5 separate regions of the Homo sapiens genome follow, and regions 1, 2, 4 and 5 are each linked to region 3. A link is a loop called in an ENCODE intact Hi-C map of the cell type or tissue named here. Cell type or tissue: OCI-LY7. All regions are shown on one strand.

Region 1 (5,000 bases), 170 kb before region 3:
TCTAACTCTAGGAAACGACAGAGATGTCTCAAGAGAACTGTATTCTGGGGTGTTACGTTCCGATTTTTATTGTATGTATAATACAGAAAGCTACTTTTCGTTTTTGTCTCAGTATCTTTTGTGAATAGTCACTTTTCTAAGTTCATATCGAATACCTATGAAATTTCTTAGGAGGCCCCTCCTTTAGAAAAATATTTTGCAAGGCAGATAAAAAGCTGGCACCATTCAAGAATCAGGAAAGTGGGATAATCCTTGGAGAGGAAAATGCAACTGTCACAAAAAGACAAAGGGCGAAGTGAAGGCCGTGTGAGGATAACTTCATGAAAGCAGATAATAGAAAAAAGAACTGATGTTAGAAAGTTCAAGGTTAAGGACATTGCTGAAGCTGTGTCATCATTCTGACCTCAGGAACTCTGCATTTAATACTTTATACTTTCAAAAATGTGTTTCACCATCACAGCAATCCAGTGAGGTTAGGAATTAGCTTCACTTTTCAAGTCAAGTCCAGGCATTAAATGGCTCATTTAAGTTACCTCCATGAGATCAGGGCTCAGCTGGATCATCACTGTATACCCAGAGCCAACCATTATGCCTTGGAACACAGCAGGTGCTCAATAAAGACTTGCTGGGAAAATGTCATTAGGCCGATTGACAAATCCCCAAATCTTCTATCTCCTAGTATTTACATCACTAATGGATAAAGACGACCCCCTGCTACAATAAATACCCCTCTCCTTTCTATTCTACCATCAAGGTGCAATTTGTTGATCAATGACTTCCCAGCTTAGGCATCCTCTAAGTGCAGCTCTGACACTCAGTGAGTCAATCGCAGACACAGAGAGCAAGGAGAGGGCCTCAAAATCCCATTTCTTACAGGAGAGGATGGGTTATATTAATCTTAAAACACAAATGTGGACACCACAGTATTTCTAGAGGATCAGTATTTATGGAGGAGACGTTACCTTTTAATAATTAAGTCCTAAGGTGGCTTTTCAAACTTACGGATGGGACTGGCTTACTTAACAGTTTAGCAATAAGAAAATAAAGCACAAGATGAGAATTCTGCACAACTCGCCTTCTGGTAGAAGCCATATCTGTGAAGCAGAACGAGTATAAGGATTCTAAAAAAAGCAGAAGAAAATCCAGCTGTCTTTCTGTGATCATCTCATAAGAACAGCAACTCTCAATCACAGTCTACTTAGTACAATCGATTCATTAACACCTATTTACATAATAACACCAGGGTTTGAGGCTACAATTTTCTGTACAGAGGCATGATTTTAAAGCAAGTATCTTCACAATGCCACACAATGATCCTCAAGGCATGAAGATATCTAGCAGACAATGCCATGGGCTTCTGGAGTCCCCTTTAAAATTTTATTTTTCCTTTTCAGTCCCAGGAATGAATAGGGACTTCCTGGAAATGCCATCTAACCTTGTATTTTAGAGACATTGTTGGGGATAACAAGGCATGAAATTGCTTTCCAAAAGAAATCATTTTTCTGTTTCAATAAATGGTGCTGGATATTGGGGGAGTCCATTCAATAGCCGATTTGAATAAGGGAGAGCAAAGAAACTCTTTAGATGCTGTTCAAGTTATTCCTGGATTGAGATATTGGTACTGAGAGATGATGAGAAAAGAATTTATTTAAAAAGAAAATGTGAAGAGCAGTTGGTCATGAGAGAGAGAGTGACTGTGTTATTCTCAAGAAAACAGTAGACTGTCCCCAGTTTTTGCCACCAGGCCACCCAGCTATGATGGGATAACTAGATATATAAAGCCCAGTGTCTGCCAAGGGCAAATTGGTTCCTCAGGTAAAGCACAAATAAGTCACTAGCTTGACAGTAGAATCAGCAGCAGGTTGTTTTGGTTTTTTGTTTTTTGTCTTCTATTTTTTGTTTTGTTTTGTTTTTTCAGTAAGACAACAAAGAGCTCACAGTCCCCAAAAGAAAAAGTTACTTTCTTGCCAACATTGGTCAAAAGTATGATTCTTTTAGAAAAATTCAATGAAGGTTTCCTCTCCCAACCCCATCAAGGCAGGAAATGGAATTGTATTTCTTAAATGAATGAATGTTTTCATAATATTTATGTTTTTGGATATATATGATCATTAAAATGTGACTTCTATTTGCATGTGAAGTGGAGACAAATTAGAATTGATTGCATGTGGAGATTTTGTTTGTTTCGTATCCTTTTGTATATGCTATGAAATCTTAAAATCATTAGACCAGGAGGAGCCTGGAGGGGCCATTGGATCCACCTTACGTCTCTCTGCTTCCAAGTGTGGGCCTTGGACTAGCAGCATCAACATCTTCCGAGACCCTGTTAGAAATGCAGTGGACCCCATCTCAGACCTAATAAATTAGAATCTGCTTTACTACAAGATTGCCAGGTGATTTGTATGCACTTCCATCTCCCATCTTCTTCAGCTGTAACTTTCCTGGTCTCAGACAAACTCATCTAGCCTACAGATGGGTTAGTGGTCAAGGAGGTAGTGTCCAAGAATCAGAATCACTTTGGCCGTTGGTAGGATGGGTGCTGACTGGCCATGCCTAGGGTCGCATGCTCAGCCCTGGATGAAGGAAGGTCCCTAGAACCATGGGGACTTAGATTGAGGAAGAAAATCAAGGCGCTACTATCAGAAGAACAGGGAATGGATGACAGGCAAGCAAACCAAAAGACCTTCCCAGAAGTGATCAATTACTTGGGATGAGTATCTGACCAAAGTCAGATCAACGAAGAACAATTGCATGACTTTGGCTGTATCTACAGAGAAGGGGAGGCTCTTAGATTGAGGTTATAAAGTTCATAGAACGTAAACCTAGAGCTGCCACGTGGAGAAAGCCTGCCTGTGAACAAGGCAAACCCCAAGGAAACAGGGCTGGGAAATGGAGAGAGACCAGGTCCCTGTAAGCTTAGTTGTGTCCCTGAATGTATGGCCACTAACTCCAGGGGGCAGCCTTCACACTGTTTGCTAATGCAATGTGACTGTGCCCCTGAAGCTGTGCCATGACATGCCAGCCCTCCCTAGATCCAGCTACACCTGAAGCACATTTTCTCTCTGGACTTTTGTTATCTGTGCCCATCAACTTCTCCATCTTTTTTTTTTTTTTTAATTTTGATTTAAGTCGGTTTGAGGCAGATTTTCTGTGACTTGCAACTGAAACACTGCTGACACCCATGCGGTGAGTTTTAAAAATATTCATGCTCATCCCAGACCAAAACTTTTTCTCCTGCAAAAGACAGACTCTGATATGGCCAAGGTGGAGATGGGGAGAAGGGAAACGGGTTGGAGGATGCATTCTTATGCACTGCCAGGAAGAAGTCAATGAAGAAATCCTCTACAGGAGAGCAATATGATTATCTCTATATTTAAATATTTTAAATATTTAAAGGTATATGCCATTTGGCCTAGTGGTTCTATTTCTGCAAACTGATAATATAGATTAACTAGCATATGCGCCAAAATATTTATGTTCAAGGGTAACATTTAATTTGTTGGGACAGCAGAAGATTGTACAACCAAAATGCCCAGCAATAAAAGGCTAGTAAATGATGGACCATCTAAACAATGTTTAAAAAACATTCCTGTAGTTATTAAAAAGCAAATATGGGAGGTCTACATGTGCTAACCCGGAACAATCCCTAAGATAAGTAAAAACAAGTAAGGTGGCCGGGTGCCGTGGTTCATGCCTATAATCCCTGCACTTTGGGAGGCCAAGGAGGGTGGATTACCTGAAGCCAGGAGTTCGAGACCAGCCTGGCCAACATGATGAAACCCTGTCTCTACTGAAAATACAAAAAATTAGCCGGGCATGGTGGTGGGTGCCTGTAATCCCAGCTACTCGGGAGGCTGAGGCAGGAGAATTGCTTGAACCCAGGAGGCGGAGGTTGCAGTGAGTCGAGATTGCGCCACTGCACTCCAGCCTGGGCAACAAGAGTGAAACTCCATCCCAAAAACAAAAACAAAACAAAAAGAAACAAGCAAGGTATGGAATTATGTATATGTTACCATTTGTGTGAATGCAAAAGATAAATAGGTCTATATGTATATATATACACACACATACATTAAATGCATGTACATGGATATATCTCTAGGAATAGACAGAAAGTTAATAGGGATTGTTTCTGGGAAGGGGACAGGATTGGGAGAGAGACCTACTTTATGTCTTTTAAATATTGAAAATACTATATGCATCCACTATATATTTAATGCCTTGGCAGATTTGGAATGTTTCCCTCCTTTTTCTTTCTTTTTTTGAGACGGAGTCTCACTCTGTTGCTCAGGCTGGAGTGTCGCGGCACGATCTCGGCTCACTGCAACCTCTGCCTCCCGGGTTCAAGCGATTCTCCTGCCTTAGCCTTCTGAGTAGCTGGGATTACAGGCGTGTGCCACCACACCCGGCTAATTTTTGTATTTTTAGTAGAGACAGGGTTTCACCATGTTGGTCAGGCTGGTCTCGAACTCCTGACCTCGTGATCCACCCCCCCCCCACCCACCCCCACCCCCAGCCTCCCAAAATATTGGGATTACAGGTGTGAGCCACCGCACCTGGCCCCCTCCTCTTTCTTTTATTAATACAACTACTGGTCTAAAGAAACTGAGAATGCATGTCCCAAGCAAGAAGTCTGGAGACTGAGAAATCAGCGGCCCCCTCTTGTCTAATTAGGCCAAGAGCTGAGCATATCATACTCACAAATGAAAAATCACTGAAAGAACTTCATTAATTGGCTAGGGTAGAGCTGCAGTGGGAGTGGAAATTATTTTTCCCAGGAGCAGCAGGGCAGAAAGATTCAGCTATGGAAACATCTGTCCTACTGTTAGGTGCTGCAGGGCATGTTGCAGAAATTCCCAGGACCCATCAATCAAAGCAACCCTACTGGTAAATACTTTCTCTCCTGTGATGTGAATCCTCAGTGGCCTCTGGCCTGCCCTACTGGCCATTTAGAATTACCAAGCCCTCCTTTGGAACAACACTGTTTTCTGAAGCTCTTC
Region 2 (5,000 bases), 110 kb before region 3:
ATTTACTATGCTATACTTTTTATTGTTATTTTAGAGTGTACTCCTTCTACTTATGAAAAAAAGAGGTTAACTGTAAAACAGCTTCAGGCAGGTCCTTCAGGAGATATTCCAGAAGAAGGCATTGTTATCATAGGAAATGACAGCTTCAAATGTGTTATTGCCCCTGAAGACCTCCCAGTGGGACAAGACGTGGAGGTGGAAGACAGTGAAACTGATGATCCTGACCCCGTGTAGGCCAAGGCTAATGTGTGTGTTCGTGTCTTAGTTTATAACAAAAAATTGAAACAGTAAAAATATAAATAATAGAAAAAAGCTTACAGAATAAGGATATAAAGAAACTATTTTTTGTATAGCTATCCAATATATTTGTGTCCTAAGTGTTATTATGAACGTGTCAAAAGTTTCTTAAAATTTATTTTTAAAGTTACAGTAAGTTAAGGTTTATTATTAAAGAAAAAATTTTAAATGAATATAGTGTAGTCTTAGTATACAGCGTTTAAAGTTTACACTTGTGTGAGTGGTCACATTCACTTACCACTCACTGATTCACCCAGGGCAACTTCCAGTCCTATAAACTCCCTTCATGGTAAATGCCCTATACAGGTGTGCCATTTTTAATCTTTTATAACCCACTGTGTTTTTACTGTACCTTTTCTGTTTAGATATGTGTAAATACACAAATACCACCATGTTACAACTGCCTATTCAGTATGGTAACACTTTGTATTGGTTTTTAGCCTAGGAGCAACAGGCTACAGCATATAGTGTAGGTGTGTAGTAGGCTATGCCATCTAGGTTTGTATAAGTACACTATGATGTTTACACAATGACAAAATTGACTAACGATACATTTCTCAGACCATATCCCTGTTGTTAAGCAATGCACGACAGTGCAGTAAGGGCTCACTTCATGTCATCAACAGGAAACTGCAACTTTCAGTGAAACAACATATAGTGAAACTGATTTTGCCACAGGCTAATTGAGATCAACAAGAGCTAAGTTCTTATGGCATATTTCTGATCACAAAAAAAATCACAAAACTTCTAAATAAAAACCAAAACATTTATAATATTAAACACTGAAATACATGTGAGCTATACATACATTTAAGTAAGGTTAATAAACACAAGGAAGATAATTATTTGCCCAGTTATTCCTGTTTCAGGGTCAAGGGTAGCTGGAGCCTGTCCCGGCAGCTGAGGCTGCAACATTGGGACCCATCCTGGACAGGATACATCCCCTAGCAGGGTGCACTCAGACCCACACCCCCACCACACACACCCCTGCCACACACACACACACACACACGCTCTCTCTCTCTCACTCAGGCTGGGACCACATGCCAGTTAACCAAACATGTACATCTCTGCGATGTAGGAGGAAATTGGGAGACCTGGAGAAAACCCATGCAGATGTGGGAGGATGTGCAAACTCCACACAGACAGGGGCCCCAGCCAGGAACAGACTTTCTCATCAAGGTGATCATGAAATGACACCGATTGAAATGACATCATTTGAGGACTTGCTGTATATGGATCAGCTGGAAATGCTGTACAGGCCACTCCGCCTTCTTATGACCAGGGTGTGAGAATTCAGCAACGCCAGCAGCCTCCATCCCTCCAGTCTTACGTTATGGAGGATTCTGTGGCCTGCGTGACTCTAAGTAAAGTTAGCTCAATGCTATGGCTACAACACTGCTGCTGCACAGGCCACAGGAGAGCCTTTCATGCAAGGTGTTTGTCTAAGCGGCTGAAAGCTGGGAGCTTGGGCCTCTCCAGCGCAGTTTACAGCACAGGCTGTGTGCCTGCTTGGTCATGCATGTTTGTCCCCGTAGCAGGATTGGTTTGAGAACTGCTCTTGCTTTCTCCTTTCACCCTTACAGAGGTTGTGGAGTAGAGATCTGTCATCACTGGAGGCTCCTGGTATCAACCATACATAACCTATTAGCTGTGAACCACTAAACTGGCTTAGGTCAGTTTACCACAAAGGCTGTGTATGCCTGAACTTCAGCAGTGATTATCTACAGATGGTGGGATTATACAATTCCAACCCCCACCCCCCAACTCCCTTTGTGCTTATCTGTTTTCTAATTCTTCCTATAATATGTATGTATTTGTACAAGGTGGGTGGGTCACTTGAGGTCAGGAGTTCAAAACCAGTCTGGCCAACATGGTGGAACCCTGTATCTACTAAAAATACAAAAAAAATTAGCGGGGTGTGGTGGCAGGTCCCTGTAATCCCAGCTACTTGGGAGCCTAAGGCAGGAGAATCTCTTGAACCCGGGAGGTGGAGGTTGCAGTGAGATGAGATCCCACCACTGTACACCAGCCTGGGCAACAGAGCAAGACTCTGTTGAGAGAGAGAGAGACAGAGAGAGAGAGAGAGAGAGAGAGACGGAGAGAGAGAGAGAGAGAGAGAGAGAGAGAGAGAGAGAGAGAGAGGTATTATTTAAATAATAAATAAATAACAAGAGACTTAAGTAAACTGCACAGACAGCACTGTCACCACCTACTGGCAAAAACAGAGAAAGACCATTGTAGGTGAACGCTGACTGCTTAACAGCAGAGAAGGCGGCTTGCAGTTAGACTTTTCAGTTTCCAGTTGTTTTTAACTTCGAAGTATAACATCTGGATTTTAGGGAGGGGAGAAGATCACTCCTCTTGAAGCATGTTACCTTGAAAGAGTTCTGATTTTCAAAAGCAAAATATAGTTCTGCTGACCATGGTTTAAGTCTGAGAGAAAATCATAGTCCCTGCTATGTATCAGTTAGATACAGTAAGTATCTAACTATGATGCCACCGCAGGCAGCAGCTTCAAATGAGAAGCCAAAGGCTGATCATGGGTTATAACAAGTATAAGTCATTTTAAAGGTCTCGTTCTTTGGATGCTTCTAATTAGGCAGTTGCCAAAACTGATGCAATCAGTAAGGCCATAATCTCTCTGGTCTTATGATTTCTGCTAAATTTCTAATGGGGACCTAAGAGTCCAACCGCAGTTTGGGTTCTATAAGCAAAGCAAACTCGGCACAGACACAAACAGCGAGAAAGGCAGCAGTTACGACAATGTTGCAACAGGCTAACTTCTTTCCAGGCTGATGCCTGGGGCACAGGAGCCTCCCTGTGTCCAGCAGCACTTGAAGTGTGGATCCCTCCACAGATGACCTGCCTGTCTCTCCTCTGCCAACCCCTGTTCTCCTCCTTGCCCAACCTCTGACACCACCTATCTCAGAAAATGGGGAGGCTGCTGCCCCCCAAATGCTCATCCTGCCATCTAGGAGCCACTGCCCTCAGACCCCTCCCATCCCTATTCTGTCTCCAATGGAAGAAACTACTACAGAAACACCCTCCCCCTAGTACCCTCTACTCCCCCAACCATCTCGTTCTCCTATGACATCCCTTATACAGTGCTCACCATATCTAGAAATTATTTTCACAATCTTTTTTTTTATAAATATGATACTTGCAATCCCTATTTGAAATAAAGGGAAAACAACACACAAATGCTTTTTACTTTAGGGTAGTATGCATGACACATCTGCATTTGCACTGGGGACCAACACACACACACACACACACACACACACACACACACGCACACACACAAGAGTGGGACCAACTGCTCTCATATTATTCACACAGGAGGCAAACAAGATTTTACTGGCAACTTTTTTTTTTTTTTTTCCAGACGGAGTCTCATTCTATTGCCAGGCTGGAGTGCAGTGGCACAATCTTGGCTCACTGCAATCTCCGCCTCCCAGGTTCAAGAGATTCTCGTGCCTCAACCTCCCAAGTAGCTGGGATTACAGGCACACATCACCATGCCTGGCTAATTTTTGTATTTTTAGTAGAGACGGGGTTTCACCATGTTGGCCAGGCTGCTCTTGAACTCCCGACCTCCAGTGATCCACCCACCTCAACCTCCCAAAGTGCTGGGCTTACAGGCATGAGCCACCATGCCCAGCCAGATTTGGGGGCAATTTTTAAAAATCATCATCTATTTGGGGAAAAGATACTTTAATCTCAAAAAAGAACATGCTATCAGAATGACAATGAACCAACTTAGCTTTGGGAGAAACTCACTTCATTGCATTTACTTTGTCATGGTCCTGCACTAGTTTGGGGATGGACTCAGGAGTGCATCTTGGACTCTAGTGACCTTCTAGGTAGTTCCAAAACTTCAAACACTTCAAAAACCAAAATTTCAGTAATTCAAGAACCACTAATATATCATAACTGTACTACTATTTCCTTAATATTTCTCTTAAATATACTCACATTTTTACTTATATAGTTTTGTTTTAAAAGGAGACTTTGTGTCACTTCCATAAAAGAAAAATCAATATCATGTGTCACAAATAAAAGGTAACCTATGAATAATGCAATAGAAACAAAACATGTTATTGAAGTCCAGTTAGACAGTGTTGCTGGCTGAGGCCTGATCTCACTGTGTAGACCAGGGAGGCTGGCAAGTGGTCAGCAGTGATTAAAGACCATCATCAAACCATGCTTTTCTCTTTAATAACATCAGAGGGATTGAAAGTAAATTGAAAATAAAAGTACTTTCACTCAAGGTGATACAATATTATCCAGTGCTAGACTCAGGTCACATCTAAAGTCATCTCCAGTGGTTCATATCCCACTCTTAGAGTAACAAGAATCATGATACTTTGGTGCATGAATATTGCTAATTCATCCAGCCATTTGACACATTTATTGAGCATCTACTACACTCCGAGCACTGTACACAACAGAAGAAGGAATGAATAAAACAGGCATGGTATTTCTTGCAAACCTTCCAGTGGTGAAACATACATTAAACAAATGGTTACACAAATTATATTTGTGTATATTTGTGTTGTTTTACATACATGTAAGCATACTGTGTGCATATATCTGATATACATATTATATATATGTGTGTGTCTATATGCATCAATTTGGTAAGTGGTTTTGTTTGTTTTGAGATGGAATCTTGCTCTGTTGCCCAGGCTGGAGTGCAG
Region 3 (5,000 bases):
GGCTCTCCCGGGCTGCGGCGGAGGCGCGGAGCCGGCCAAGGGCGCACTGAGCTCGCGGAGCTCCGGGGCCCCGGGGCCTTTCTGCCGCCGTCGCAGCGTCCCCGCCTCCTCGGGCCGCTTCGCCCCTCTCCTCTTCCTCGAGTTCTGGCCCCACCAGGAGCGGAGCGAGTCTCCGATGCCTGCCCCGCGGCCCCCAGAACTGAGCTGGAGAAGCTTTGGGGTGAAAGCTGGGCCCACCCTACAGGGACCCCAAGTTTGCGGAGCAAGAGTGGATTGGCGGAGAGCGCAGATGGCAATTCTCACCCGCCTTAAAAGTACCACCTTAAAATTCTCCCCATGGGATGGGAAGGTGGCCCGCTAATGTCCGTTCCTACTCTTCGTTTTCTTTTTAATTTTTCAGACAGGGTCTCGCTCTGTCCCCCAGGCTGAGCGCAGGGGCGCGATTTCGGCTCACTGCAGCCTTGCGATTCTCCCAGGCTCAAGCGATCCTCCCGCCTCAGCCTTCCCAGTAGCTGGGACCACAGGCGAGTGCTCCACTACGCCCGGCTAATTTTTGTATTTTTATTCTTTTGTAGAGACTGGTGTCTCGCCATTTTGCCCAGGCTGGTCTCGAACTCCTGGCCTCAAGCGACCCTCCAGCCTCGGCCTCCCAAAGTGCTGGGATGAGAGGTGTGAGCCAGTGCGTCGGCCCTTTACCATTCTTTAGATTCTGCGATTGTTTTTTGAAAGTCCTGAGCATTCATAAAGCTTTCCGAGGAGGGGTGGGAAGAGAGTTAAGAGCGGTAAACAGCAGATCCACCCGGGGCTGGAGGAAACACCGTGGAACAGAGACCGTCTGGTCTCATTCAGGTGAAGGAGCTCGGCAGGGGAAGAGGTCAGCATCCCCATTCCAGCGAAACCCACGGGTTTTCCTAGCAGTCCCCTGTGTGCACAGCTTTCTCTTCACAATCGACCTCCACCCCAACTTTTCCAAACAACACGGGAGCCCATCCCCAAATGCTAATGCTTCTGCGGGAAAAAAATGAGAAGGGGGAAAAATGTATTCCCCAGATCATGAAAACGCTGCACACCCTTGAGCTCAGAATGCAGGATCTAAATCCGCAAGAACAGGATGGAATGATGTGGGAAGGTCTTCCAGGAAGAAATCTGATTTTATTCTGCTTCGACTGCTGAACAAAGTAAATCAAATAGCACGGAACTCAAGGCAGCCTGAATTTTGTGTAGAAAAAAATATCTCTTGTTTGTCAGAGGATCCTTTGAAAAGCATCCAAGGACGCTTGTGTTTCCAAAGCGGCTGTGACAGGTATGCAGGCAGACAGCAGTGGGAATGCAAAGGCTTGTGCCGGGTAAACACTTCTCATGAGTGTTTCAGCTTTGGCATTGCCTTTATGCCAGTTATTCTGGCAGATCACCACTGCCAAAGAAATACCTTTATAATTTTCTAACATTGATTGTCAGCAGCACTATAGAGACCGTAATATTACACGAAGTACCTTAATGATCTAATGAATAAAAACATTTTGTCTGGATTTCTCTTTGGTGCCTATCAGCACAGATAGGGGGAGGAGTGACTGATGTGTGAGGGGGAAATGTAAGAAACGACAATTAATGACACTTGCTATGTCCCTTTTTTACTTTATCTTATGATCTGTATGCAGTGGGTTTTTTCCTCCCTGGATATATAATCTCTTCTGATTGAGCTTTTATGTTTTTGCCTTTCTTTGGGAAAATAACAATGTTAGTAAGTGTACTTCTGAGCCATACCTGTCTTATCATTTCAATCCACACAACTCTATGAAGTACGTACTGGGATATTATGGTTTTTTTAGAGGGAGATACTCGAGCTCAGAGAGGGCAGGTCATTTGCCCGAGATCATACAGCTTGTTAGTGGCACAGCCTGGATTTCAACTCAGGCAGTCTGACACGAGGACCCTCTCACTTAATGCCCATGCAATACTGCCCTCCTCTGCTTCATAGAAAAGGTGCAACTGTGTAAAGGTGTTCCTGGAAGTAAAAACGTGAGCTTTTGTCATAGATTAGTCACTTGACATCTCAGAGCCTTAGCTTCCTCATCAGTAAAATGACAACTTGGACTAAATAGATGCATTAAAGGCCTAGCCAGAAGTAAAGTTCAAGATTTAGAGTATTACTATGTGAGTATTAGAGTATCAGTATTCTTGCTCAGCATTGTAAGAAATCTTAACCTGGAGATACAGTGTTAGCCACTTCATTGGTTTGTGTGATCTCACCACAGCGCCTTGTTTTAACACTACTTGTGCTGCTTTCTACAACATTACCTCTTCCTGCTCCTTCTAATTAATACTCTTTGCTTTGCAAATGTGATATCTAATCAATTTAATGTTCTTTTTTTTTTTTTCTTTTCTTTGAGACGGAGTCTTGCTCTGTCGTGCCCAGTCTGGAGTGCAGTGGCGCGATCTCGGCTCACTGCTACTTCTGCCTCCTGGGTTTGAGCAATTCTCCCACTTCAGTCTCCCAAGTAGCTGGGACTACAGGCACCCACCACCACACCCAGCTAATTTTTTATATTTTTAGTAGAGGCAGGATTTTACCATATTGGCCAGGCTGGTCTTGAACTTCCAACGTCAGGTGATCCACCTACCTCGGCCTCCCAAAGTGTTGGAATTACAGACGTGAGCCACCGAGCCCGTCCTAATGTTCATTTCTTACTAAACTTGAATAAGACTCCTGGTGTGGGGGAGGGGAGTCAGTTTCAGTTAAGTAGTTGTTAGGATGATCTTGAAGTATTAGTTAGCCTGAATCATTTTTAAATTCCCTTCAGAAACCAAGAATGTTATTCAACTGTACCAAATAAATAACAACACGTCAGTTGCTAATGGAACACGGTCACACTGGCCATCTATGGAAATCCTCATGTTTCCAATGCTCTCATTAACTACCCTGAAGAATCAATTTAAAAGTAAAACTAGATTGAATCAGATTTCCCCCTTTTTTATTCCAGGGGGAGGGGGAAAGGTCTTTGTTTCTTTCATATGTTTAAAGAATCTTCAAAATATTTTAATGATAGAGTTGTCTATCTGTTTCATATTATCATATCTCCATTAGCCTTCTAAACTCAGCCATATTATTTGATTCCTTGAAAACCATCTAATGTTTAAGAACACTATATTTTCCCCTTTTTTCTTAATTGTTTAACTTCTCCACCAGTCACAAACACTGTTATTCAGCCTTAATTTTTTTTTTTTTTTTTTTTTTTTTGAGACAGTGTTTCACTCTTGTCACTCAGGCTGGAGTGCATAGGCACCATCTCGGCTCACTGCAACTTCCGCGTCCCAGGTTCAAGCGATTCTCCTGCCTCAACCTCCCGAGTAGCTGGGATTACCGGCACCCACCACCACTCCCAGCTGATTTTTGAATTTTTAGTAGAGACGATGTTTCACCATGTTGTCTAGGCTGGTCTCAAACTCCTGACCTCAGATGATCCACCTGCCTCGGCCTCCCAAAGTGCTGGGATTACAAGTGTGAGCCACCACACCTGGCCTATTCAGCCCTCTTGATCTGCAGGCTGGATTCATAGGTCTTCATCTTAGTACAGTAGGAAGTATACTGGCATCAGGAGGTCAAGCTTACTTCTTTCATTACCTATTAAGGTAGATAGGCATTTGTTATAAAATTGAACAAAAAGGAACTAGTTTACAATTTTACATAAATAGTAAAAGAGAATAATTTCTTCTTTTCGTAGATAAGAAATGTTATCAACTGGCATAATTTCTTACCAGTCTGTCATCCTCCATTTAGAAAACCATTAGTAATTAAATGTTGTTTTCCTTTACCATGTTCCTAAATATGAATCCTTCATAAGGCATCTATTAAATACCTACTATGGGGCGGTATACATTATTGATTAAATCAATCCATATTTCCCTGAGAAAGACCAAGAAAAATTTCAAGGAAACATGTATCACAGCTACATGCATTGAGTACTTTATATGTTCCAGGCACTGTGAAAAGCCATGTATCAATCTGTTTCATCCTCACAAAACTCTGCAGGATTGTTGTTAGTATCTTCTCCATATGATAGACTATGAAACTAAGATTTATCGAGATGAAACACCTTGCCAAAGGCTGCATGTTTAATTAGTGACACACTTCTGGCCCAAATCTGACTCCAGAACCCAAGAGATTGACCAGTGATAGGTGGATGTTAATGTATCACACAGACTTCTCTCTCCGGAATTTCTTCAAAGTGGTGAAAACGTGAGCCAAGAATTTTATATCCACTAAAACTGACTTTCAAGTATTTATACTAGAATAAAGTGACATTAGTTAAGAAAGAATTCTTAAAGGAGATGAGTTCTTAGCTTGAAAAAATATAAGATTTGAATGGGAAGAGTGAAGAATATTCTTTTTTCAGCCTCTCAAGTAGCTGGGACTACAGGTGCATGCTCCCACACCCATCTCTACAATTCTTTTTGTTCGTTTTGTAGAGATGGGGTCTTGCTATGTTGCACAGGTTGGTCTCAAACTCCTAGCCTCAAGTGATCCCCCAACCTAGCCCTCCCAAAGTGCTGAGATTACGGCATGAGCCACCATGCCCAGCAAGAATATTCTTCAAAGGGTACAGTGGAATGAGCCACAAAGTAGAGGTGGTGAGTCAATAAACCATTCTTAGGGAACCCTGGGATGTGTGACTTTTTAATTTTTATTTTTTATTCCAATATCACAGTCACTTAAGGATATTCTGGGTCCTTTATTTTGCTGTAGGAGGTCTGCGTGGTTGCTATGCTATTTCTTTTCTTGCCCTTGACAAGGCCTGTTCAACTTCTCTGAACCACAATTTAGGGGCTTGACATTCTATTGATCTTTTTTTTCTTCTTCTTCTTTTTGTGGCCTGAAGATGCAGGGTAGAGTGGGAAAGAACTTACCTAGAGCTGTGTGTCGCCTTTATCATAGGAATTTAGTTTCTTCTTTCTTCTAAAGCTCTGTGCCAGAGTTCAGCCCTTAGTGGATATTTAAAAAG
Region 4 (5,000 bases), 320 kb before region 3:
TTTGGAAGGTTGTAGTAAACCCAACCATAATCAACACTATTTATTGAACACCAGCTGTCTAGGTACGGCAGATAAGAAAAAGACACACTCCCAGTCCACCAAGTGCTCACAATCTAGGGGCAAAGGAAAATAGCCCCAGTAGATATCTTTTTTTTTTTTTTTTCTTTTTGAGATGGAGTCTCACAGTGTTGTCCAGGCTGGAGTGCAGTGGCACCATCCCAGCTCACTGCAACCTCTGTCTCCCAGGTTCAAGCGATTCTCCTGCCTCAGCCTCAAGAGTAGCTTGGATTATAGGTGCCTGCCACCACACCTGGCTAATTTTTTTTTTAAATAGAGATGGGGTTTCACCATGTTGGCCAGGTTGATCTCAAACTCCTGACCTCAAGTGATCCACTCGCCTTGGCCTCCCAAAGTGCTAGGATTACAGGTGTGAGCCACTGTGCCCAGCCAGATATTTCATTCTCACAGTACCTGGGCTGCTTTGCTCATTGCATTGATTAAACACCACCTACATATGTGCCTGACACTTGGCAAGGTCCTGTGGGAGGACGAGATGAGTGAAAGAGCAAGGGCATGCTCTGGTCACAAGGAACTCACTGTTTACTTCAGGAGCAGACATAAAAGAAACACTTCTCAATAACTAGGAAAAAGGTATTTAGACAGCATTTCTTTACAGAATACAGAGTCAGGAGGAGAAGAACATGAGGGCTTTGCAGAGCTGACATCTGAAAGGGTCTTGAAGGAGAAGAAATGTGATTGCAGGCAGAGGAGGTGTTTGTGTGTCACCTAAGGGCATGAAATAGCAAGGTGGGCTCAGGGCTTGAGGCGTAGAGCATGCAATGGGGGTGGGGGGTGGGAGATGAGGCTGGGGCATTGCATGGACTTCAGTACACTGGGAACCTAGTGGGCTTCACTCAGAAATTCAGACACGACCCTCTGGGCAAGAGAAGCCACTGAAAATTTTAAGAAGTGGAATAAGATGATCTGATTTGCATTTTAGATCACACAGGTAGTTTACATGGTGGATGCATTGGGTATGGGCAAAACTGAAGACCCGGGACCACATAGGAGACTGTTACAACTCTCCTGGGGGGAAATAATGGTGCCCTGAACCAAGGTAGGAAAGAGTAAGGTGGACAAGTTTTGGGTGTCTTTAGAAGGTAGAGTTTGACACGATTAGATGGCACTGGTTAGAAAGAGGGGGAATGGCTTTAAGATTTCTAGCTTGGGTGGGTGAATAAATGGATGGTGTTGGTGCCTTTATGGAATGAGGTAGTGTAGATAGAGCAGATTTGAAGTAAGGGCAAAAAAATGAGGTTGGTTTTATATTTTGAGGTGCTCTAAGGATGTCTATGTAGAGATGAAGGGGAAATAGAAATATGGTCTGTGGCTCAGAAAAGAGGCAGGTACTCACTACATAGAGGCAGTGGAATTAGTCTTAGAGATGATGGCTGAATCACGGGGAGTCTGTGCAAAGGGGGTGAGATGGAGATAATGCAGCCAAAGAAGACTAGAGGGTGGTCAAGAGGTGGCAAGAGAACCAGAGAGCGGCATCAAGGAAATACCCAACAGGCTGGGCGCAGTGACTCACGCCTGTAATCCCAGCACTTTGGGAGGCTGAGGTGGACAGATCACTTGAGGTCAGGAGTTCAAGACCAGCCTGGCCAACATGGCAAAACCCCATCTCTACTAAAAATACAGAAATTAGCGGGGCGTGGTGGCGCGCCTATAATCCCAGCCACTTGGGAGGCTGAGGCAGGAGAATTGTTTGAACCAGGGAGGCAGAGGCTGCAGTGAGCCCCACTGTACTCCAGCCTGGGTGACAGAGTTAGACTCCATCAAAAAAAAAAAAAAAAAGAGAGAGAAAGAAAGAGAGAAAGAGGGAGGGAGAGAGAGAGACAGAGAGAGAGAGAGACAGAGAGAAAGAAAGAAAGAGAGAGAAAGAAAGAAAGAAAGAAAGAAAGAAAGAAAGAAAGAAAGAAAGAAAGAAAGAAAGAAGAGAGAGAGAAAGAAAAAGAGAGAGAGAAAGAAAGGGAGAAAAGAAAGAAGATATCCAAGGGAAGCAAAATGTTTCAGATGGGAGGGAGCACCGCAAAGGGAAATGACTAGAAGTTTAGTAAAAACACAGGCTGTGAAGCATGCACCAGAAGTGCAAATGGGTCCTCGGTGACCCCATTGAGAGAAGTTTTAGGGGAGTGCTGGGGGCTGACACTAGTTTTTAGTGGATTAAGAAATCCTGGGAGAGAGGAGTAGAGACTATTCTTTTAAGAAACGTGATAGTGACAGGGAAGAGAAGGAATAGTGAGCTGAGGAAATGCAGGATCATAAAAGTGGGTTTAGGACAGCAGCAGCTGGACATCTGTGTATGCTGAAATGAACCCACTGGAAAACAGGTGCTGATGAAGGAGGTGCCGGCTCTCAGAAGAGGCAGGAGGCCCAGGTGGGAGTCTGTCTTGGACAGAGGCCTGGAGTGGTATGAAGGAGGGGTGAGCCGAGGGGAGAGCTGAGGCCTGATGAAGTGGGGACCCTAGCCCTCTGCAGAAGGGAAGCTATTCGGCAAGGGGGTGCCAGGGAAGGCAGCGGCTTCCTCAGCACTTGCTGCGGGAAGAAACACTGAAGTCCCAGGCTTCCAGGTAATGCTGTTTTCATCAGCAGAGCCCCGCTGGCCTGAGCTGGAATTCTGACTGAGCAGGTGACATGGGCAAGGGCCGGGGGTGAGGCACAGAGTCTGCTGCGGAAGCATCTGCGGGGTGCAGTAGCCAGTAGAGGCGGCCCCGTGTATGCCTCGGGGCTGGGCGTCCCGCAGAGGGGGTTACTCACTGCTGACTCAGCCCCAGGTGCTCATTTGCATGTTACTCATTTCAAGCCAAAAACACTGGAGCAGGAGTACAGGAGCATCTCATCCCCTTTCCAAACAGAACCACCCCAGGTCTTCCCAGCGCTCCTGCTGCTGTGCCGAGTCTCTCTGACCCAGAAATATTTCTACTTTGGAAGAGTCTACTAAGCTGTGCTGTATAGCTATCTGTGAAATTGAGCTGAAAAATTCAAAGAAACACTCAGAAAATTCATTTTCTCTGTAAGGATATCAAGGTAAGTTTAACATGCCAAGAGCCTGGGCCTTCCCCCTTCCAAATATTATCTTATTTTCACCTGACTTCTCCCCCACCAGAATGTAACCTCCAAGAGGATAGTAACATTGTTTTGTACTCTGTGCCCAGAACAGTGCACGGCATGTAGCAGGTGCTCAATAAATGGATTAAATTCTGTAATCCCAGCACTTTGGGAGGCCGAGGTGGGCAGATCACTTGAGGCCAGGAGTTTGAGACCAGCCTGGCCAACGTGGTGCAACCTCGTCTTTATTAAAAATACAAAAAATTAGCCGGGCATGGTGGTGCCTGCCTGTGGTCCCAGCTACTCAGGAGGCTGAGGCAGGAGAATAGCTTGAACCTGGGAGGCGGAGGTTGCATGAGCAGAGATTGTGCCACTGCACTCCAGCCTGGGCAACAGAGCGAGACTCTGTCTCACATAAATAAACTAATTAATTAATGCATTAAATTATTGAAGGCCCTTGGGCACCCCAGGCCTTCAATAATTTAATGCATTTATTGAGCATCTACGATCTCATCTAACCCCTATAATCCTAGGCAGTTAACAGTTTAGGAAGGGGAGATTCTCAGAGGTGAAACACCACCCCTCCCATCCCCTCATCCTCATTTAATCAAATTGCCAGTAAGGGGAAAGCCCCCGAGTTTCGAGCTGGGCTTCCCACATGTCATGGAGTTCAGAAATGCCTCTATCAGTTTATCAGGTGCTCACTCCTGTGAAACTGATTCATGCTAACGGATTCACTCTGACAAGAATATCCCCGAGAAGAGAAAGCGAATGTAGTGATTTACATTCAAGCATATACAGCTGCCAAGGAGCTGAAACGTTCTGCCCTGTCGGACAGCTCAGTCTGTCCCCAGTAGAAAGAGTTCACTGAGGCTGCCAAGCAGTCGCCAGCTTGGCTTGGAGCCTGCACAGAGTCGATAGCCTCAGGGAGGCCATGAACAAGCTCTGTGAACCAGAAACCCAGAAGACCGAGTGCAGCTGGCCAGGCAGGATCCCCGCCTGCTCTAGGGACACAGCTGCCACTCTCCAGCTCACCCAGAGAGCCAGCCACCGGCCCCCTGCAACCCTCTACCTTCTCTTTTGAGAATGATTGCTTATTGACTGAATGGGTCACCTCCATTCCCTCTCATTCATGGTTTCCATGGACTTTCCTTTTTCTTTTCTTTTTTTTTTTTTTTTTTTGAGACAGAGTCTCACTCTGTTGCCCAGGCTGGAGTGTAGTGGCGTGATCTTGGCTCACTGCAACCTCTTCCTCCCGGGTTCAAGCGATTCCCCCGCCTCAGCCTCTGGAGTAGCTGGGAATACAGGTGCGCGCCACCATGCCCAGTAATTTTTTGTTGTTGTTGTATATTTATTAGAGATGGAGTTTCATCATGTTGGCCAGGCTGGTCTCGAACTCCTGACCTCAAGTGATCCACCCGCCTCGGCCTCCCAAAGTGTTGGGATTACAGGCGTGAGCCACTGTGCCCGGCCTCCATGGATTTTCTTAGTCAATTGTTTGTTGTTGACAAGGCATAGCAGGAAGTCACCTTGCAATTCTGACCATGTTTGGGGACAGCCACCTTTCTGAATCCAAGCATGTCTTTGGGTCTCTGCTTGCTTAAGCCACTGTGTGTGGGGATGTATAAACTTCTACCTGTGGCCTAAGTTTTGGGGTCTTACAGTTCACTGTTCCCGGGAGCTACAAGACCTGGGCATCAAAACACAGAATAAATATGATGAAGGAAGAGAATTCAAAACCACTTTGGGAGGAAACCCCTGGTAGAAGGCTAGGCTAGCACTGTTGCTTGTGACATTGACAGTCCAAGAATCAGAGAAGGATCCAGGCCTCCAAGAGCTTCTTTGGCAAATGGGGTCCCTTACTGCTAGTACAGACCAGAAAGTACATG
Region 5 (5,000 bases), 58 kb before region 3:
GGGTGAAATCGAGCCAGGGCTGGGGAACAACTCAAAAGTCATCTGAGAGGTGTGACACCTCCCTGGCGTCCAGACCCACGGCAGGCAGCCTACAGACTTTTTCTCTTTGACTTTTTAAAGTAAGATTTATGAAACCACTTTTCCTATCACGGCATAAGAAATGATAACTGCTTGAAGGATTATACCTCTTTGCCATTTGATGACATCTCTGTAAGTACAGGGAACTATGGGCTCTGTCATCTTTGCATCCCTAAAATCAAATTCAGAAACTGGCCCCCAAAAAGGCTGTTGAATAAATACATAAGTAAATTCCATTTTTATACTATCTACTGATGTCTAAAAATTCCAAATTAGAAGTTAAAAATCCTATGATAGATATCTAAAGGAGAACAAAGTAATCCAAAATTAATTATATATTACATGCTACCTAGGATTTTATGAAACTGAGCTCAATCTCAAAATTAAAGAACTGTACTATAGGCTGGGAGCAGTGGCTCACGCCTATAACCCCAGCACTTTGGGAGGCCAAGGCAGGCAAATCACTTGAGGCCAGGAGTTCAAGACCAGCCTGGCCAACATAGTGAAAACCCATCTCTGCTAAAAATACAAAGATTAGCCGGGTGTGGTGGCTGGGGCCTGGAACCCCACCTACTTAGGAGGCTGAGGCACAAGAATTGCTTGAACCTGGGAGGCGGGCCATGAGCCTAGATCGCACCACTGCACTCCAGCTTGGATCACAGAGCGAGACTGTCTCAAAAAAAAAAAAAAAAAAAAAAAAAAAAGAAAGAACTTACTGTAAAATCTGCTTTGCTTTGTTACTCACTCTTATGAATACAGAGCCAATCACTGGTTCTAGCCTCACTATTATGCTATATTAAGGGAGGAGACCACCCCTCATATTGTCTTACACCCAATTTCTGCCTCCAAATAAAGAAGTAAAAACTAAAAGGCAGAAATGAAATCCACAGGCAGACAGCCCAGCGCTGAGCCCTGGGCCTGGTAGTTAAAGATCGACCCCTAACCTAAGCGGTTATGTCATCTATAGATTCCAGACATTATATGGAAAAGCATTGTGAAAATCCCTGTCCTGTTCCGTTCTGATTACCAGTGCATGCAGCCCCCAGTCACGTACTCCCAGCTTGCTCAATCGATCACGATCCTCTCACGCGGACCCCCTTAGAGTTGTAAGCCCTTAAAAGGGACAGGAATTGCTCACTTGGGGAGCTCAGTTGTTGGAGACGTGAGTCTTGCCGACGCTCCCAGCCGAATAAAGCCCTTCCTTAACTCGGTGTCTGAGGGGTTTTGTCTGCAGCTCGTCCTGCTACAATATTACTGTATATATGTAAAATATGCTATATTACTATATTTTCTCATTTATAAAGTGGGAGTAAAAATAACAGCTACCTCATTGCATTTTTGTGAGGATTAAATTAGTTAACACATGTATAATAGTTATGGGACATAGTGACCACTTAAGAAATGTTAGCTAGTATTATTGTTGTTGTTACCAGGCACTGTTCTGGCTAACATTCTATTAGACCAAGTTAAATATTAGTTCATTTAGTTAATCTGCCCAGAAAAGTATTAATAGAAGCAAGTTGCCCATATAACCTGTCCCCTTGACAACAAAATTTGCCTTCTGAAAGCCATTAATGGATTCTCAAGGTACAAGAATTGCCTATGAATTGTTTACTTTTTAGAATATGATTTCCCCTTGAGGCAGAATATATATTTAACAGGTCCTAAATGTATACCAGAAAGAACTGAATCGCCAGCTTCACTAACAGGTTTCTCTAAAAAGAAAATCAGACAGCAATTTTACCTTCTGTTCAGGCCAGATGATGTTCCTAATCCTGCAAGGTCTGGGGTACTTTCATCTGATAAGAGCCCATGAGCTTCTGAGAGCTTCAAATGACTACTACTTAGGTTAAAAATAAGCACCGAGAAACAAAAACTGAGAAACAAAAGCAGAAGTATTTCTAAAATTGCTCTCTTCGCACTGTCTCGCTGCGGGTACTTTCCTGTCTCTCAGATCACTGACCTTCAGTCCAGCAATTTCCAGTGTCCTGCAGGCTGCTGATCCCAAGATGCTCAGCCACACAAAGGTGTTGCGGCCAAGTAAGGTTGGGGAACCCATACTATACTCCCTTTTGCCACAATACCTTTTTAACCAGACTCCTTTTGTGATAGTAGGTAGCTAGTTAGACCTGAGCAGGGCAGAAGAGGGCTCCCCTGCCCCACTCCAGGAGTGTCAGGCAACCACTGAGGTCAGGCAGTTGTTAACTGTCTCTCTAAAATAATAATTGGGCCGGGCACGGTGGCTCACACCTGTAATCCCAGCACTTTGGGAGGCTGAGGCAGGCGGATCTCTTGAGGTCTGGAGTTTGAGACCAGCTTGGCCAACACAGTGAAACCCCATCTCTAATAAAAATACAAAAATTGGCAGGGCATGGTTGCGGGCACCTGTAATCCCAGCTTCCCCGGGAGCCTGAGGCAGGAGAATCGCTTGAACCTGGGAGGCGGAGGTTGCAGTGAGCCGAGATCGCACCACTGCACTCCAGCCTAGGCTACAGAGCGAGAATCTAAATAAAAGAATAAAATAAAATAAAATAATAATTGGTCACAGCCAGCACCAGAGAAAGGCAGTCTCCCAATAGATAGAAACACCTGAAGCTGGGAATCAGCAGTTTCCTGATAAGATCTCAGGAGTTGGGCCAGTGGGCTCAAGCAAAAAAGAGGCAAAATGGCAAAGTTTAACTGGTATATGACCTTCTAGGAACATTCAACTGGTAAGAGAAGAATGCCTCGAGTGAGCATGCGTACAACTCCAGTAAACATACCGTGCATGCATCACTCCTAAGTGCTGGCAGCCACTGCGGATGCGGAGAGCCCACCCAAGGGAAGAATCAGGAGACAAGGGACACAAGCTCCTGGAAATATGACAACATATAAAATCCCAAGTCAATGGGGAATCCATGCACTTGATCTCTCCAGTCACCCCCTTGGCCCTCTTCCAAGTTCACTTCCTTTCATTCCTGCTGTAAAGCTTTTGAATAAACTTTCATTCCTCTAAAACTTGCCTTGGTCTCTGTGTCAAATATTTTCTTCTGAAGAGGGAAGAATTGAGGTTGCTGCAGACCTGTATGGACTCACCACTGCTAACACCTTTTTCAAGGAATATCTACTAGAATCTAGGTGTTGGAAATGCTGAAATAGTCTAAACTAACCAATTATTTCCACCTTAAAATGACTGTAGGCTCATTCACCTGGCCTGGCAAAGTCAGCACTTACTTAAAAGCAGATGGGAGAGAATGTTGACCCTATACATACCCACAGTCCCTGATCAACATACATTTTCATGAAGAGGTATATCTTGGATCAAGTCAAAAAGAAACTATCCCCGGATCCATCTGAGGTGTGTCCCATACTCAGGGAACACACCAAAAAATTCAGGAATGGCTCACAGGGAAGCATGATTTCAGAAGATCGGGAGCATAAGAAAAAGGAAGATGATGACACTATAAGAGAAATCCTATCAACAAAAGGAATATAATTCTCCTCCTGTTTTTTTTAAGTCAAGGAGAAGAATGCTGGTGCATTACAATCTAATTGGAACATGTCCAAAGTGATGGGAGAAATCCACTGACACCAGATTAAAGGAGTCCTGAGCAGAGAGGAAGCTGGATGGTGGCAGGGTCCTCGAAAAACTATCTCCAAAGACTCCAATCTCTAGAGCATTATCTTAGTTCTATGACTGGAAATTTTTTCCAGAATCCTCAATATCTATCTGTAATGTAAGGCTCCTTTTTGCTAGCACCAGAAGCTTACATAAAATTAGGCACTTGGGGAAGCATCTTGACCCCCTCATCAGGCCACCCAACCATAACTGCCCCAATGGCCAACAGGTGGGGATTATGGGAACTATAATTCAAGATAAGATTTGGGTGGGGACACAGTCGAACCATATCAATGGAGGAATACATGGATATACATGCAGAAATCTGGGTGGCTTTAATTCCTTCCATGAGGTCTTACAATCCTACCATCACTATAAACTAGCCAAAATTAAAATATATCTGGGCAGACAGGAGACCCAGATGGGTAGGAACTAAATATACAAACATTTCTCTCAGTAGAGAGAAAAACCAAGAAAAGGGAAGAAATAAGATTCAAAATGATCCCAAGAGGCACATCCTGGGGAAAACCCAACAAGATAAATATAGTAAGTCCTCAAAAGATGCTAGTTACTAGTATTATCATTAATGTTAAATAGTAATATTAACTGTAAATCCCTGCATTTATATTGAAGATAGCAATTACATAAGAAAAGATATTAGAGAACTGGCTTAGCCAAAATCCACAGGAGAAAATAAAATTTGCGTTTTGGCTAATCACAAGCCCAACACGTGTCAGCACTGCAATGTAGCTGATAAGTAACTAACACCACTGGGCAGCCCTCACCCAGAGCAAAGGAGCTAACAGGCTCACAAAACTCTCCCAGCCAGGCCATATCTGATGTGTAGGTTTGATTTAGGCACAAAAGATATAGACAATCGGAATTGCATCTAGCAAGAAGTGACTATCACAGCTGTAAGTCTGGAATCCAAATTAAACACAAAATAGTTGATAGAACAGGTGGCAACCATGGAAGTGATGGTTTAAGGTACTCTTCGATATTTGAAGAGCTGCCAATAAAGAATGGCACTAGTTGTTTTGTGTCACCAACGGGTGAAATTTACAGGGGAGGCTAAGTTAGGCTCCATACATAAAATGATTTTCCAATACTTAAAATTATCCAAGAATTGATCCCACGGGCTTGAAAAGTTTTAAGCTTTCTTTTTGAAAGTGCCTGGGAGCCAGAAGATTATCAACCAACAAGAGCAATCTAAGGATTCCTCTGGTGGGTGAAGGGATGCACTCTGAAGTTTCAAGGCCCCTTTCAGCATCAAGAATCTGCAATTCTATGGTTCTGACTATAGCTGAGCTTCATCAGATTAGTA

Evidence for each region. Hi-C counts contacts between places; a loop is a spot of excess contacts. Peaks named below come from ENCODE experiments on the same cell type or tissue, not always from the same donor. Only the 100,000 strongest peaks of a DNase experiment are listed, where the experiment ranks them.
Region 1: a loop joins it to region 3, with 10 times the contacts of the local background. A loop is called at or near these places in 7 of 110 quality-filtered maps.
Region 2: it touches region 3 in a loop (5-fold over the local background); 8 of 110 quality-filtered maps call a loop at or near these places.
Region 4: a loop joins it to region 3, with 3 times the contacts of the local background. A loop is called at or near these places in 2 of 110 quality-filtered maps.
Region 5: it touches region 3 in a loop (5-fold over the local background); 4 of 110 quality-filtered maps call a loop at or near these places.

The regions. Positions count from the first base shown.
Region 1 is chr12:94,708,160-94,713,159 of GRCh38, forward strand. LOC124902989 (a long non-coding RNA gene) reads right to left here and starts at 4,279. Exons shown (of 2, transcript XR_007063412.1): 1 at 1-4,279. In OCI-LY7, CTCF peaks have their summits at 2,959 (motif pointing right) and 3,162; a DNase peak (open chromatin) is centred at 2,962.
Region 2 is chr12:94,761,887-94,766,886 of GRCh38, forward strand. No RefSeq gene overlaps it. Among named protein-coding and RNA genes, the nearest start is that of MIR492, 70 kb to the right of the region's middle. RefSeq lists a silencer at 633-682 and an enhancer at 1,003-1,062. In OCI-LY7, a CTCF peak has its summit at 2,518 (motif pointing left); DNase peaks (open chromatin) are centred at 925 and 2,515; H3K27ac peaks cover 1,484 bases.
Region 3 is chr12:94,873,821-94,878,820 of GRCh38, forward strand. No RefSeq gene overlaps it. Among named protein-coding and RNA genes, the nearest start is that of MIR492, 42 kb to the left of the region's middle. RefSeq lists silencers at 1-104, 115-214. In OCI-LY7, CTCF peaks have their summits at 1,966 and 2,169; a DNase peak (open chromatin) is centred at 1,941.
Region 4 is chr12:94,558,251-94,563,250 of GRCh38, forward strand. MIR5700 (microRNA 5700) reads left to right here and starts at 3,539; the gene lies at 3,539-3,609. RefSeq lists enhancers at 2,541-3,167, 2,967-3,076. In OCI-LY7, no CTCF peak of the experiment used is centred here; DNase peaks (open chromatin) are centred at 2,791 and 3,941; H3K4me3 peaks cover 1,243 bases.
Region 5 is chr12:94,816,268-94,821,267 of GRCh38, forward strand. No RefSeq gene overlaps it. Among named protein-coding and RNA genes, the nearest start is that of MIR492, 16 kb to the right of the region's middle. RefSeq lists enhancers at 1-183, 1,774-2,293. In OCI-LY7, a CTCF peak has its summit at 2,203 (motif pointing right); DNase peaks (open chromatin) are centred at 694, 1,904 and 2,224; H3K4me3 peaks cover 2,472 bases; H3K27ac peaks cover 3,944 bases.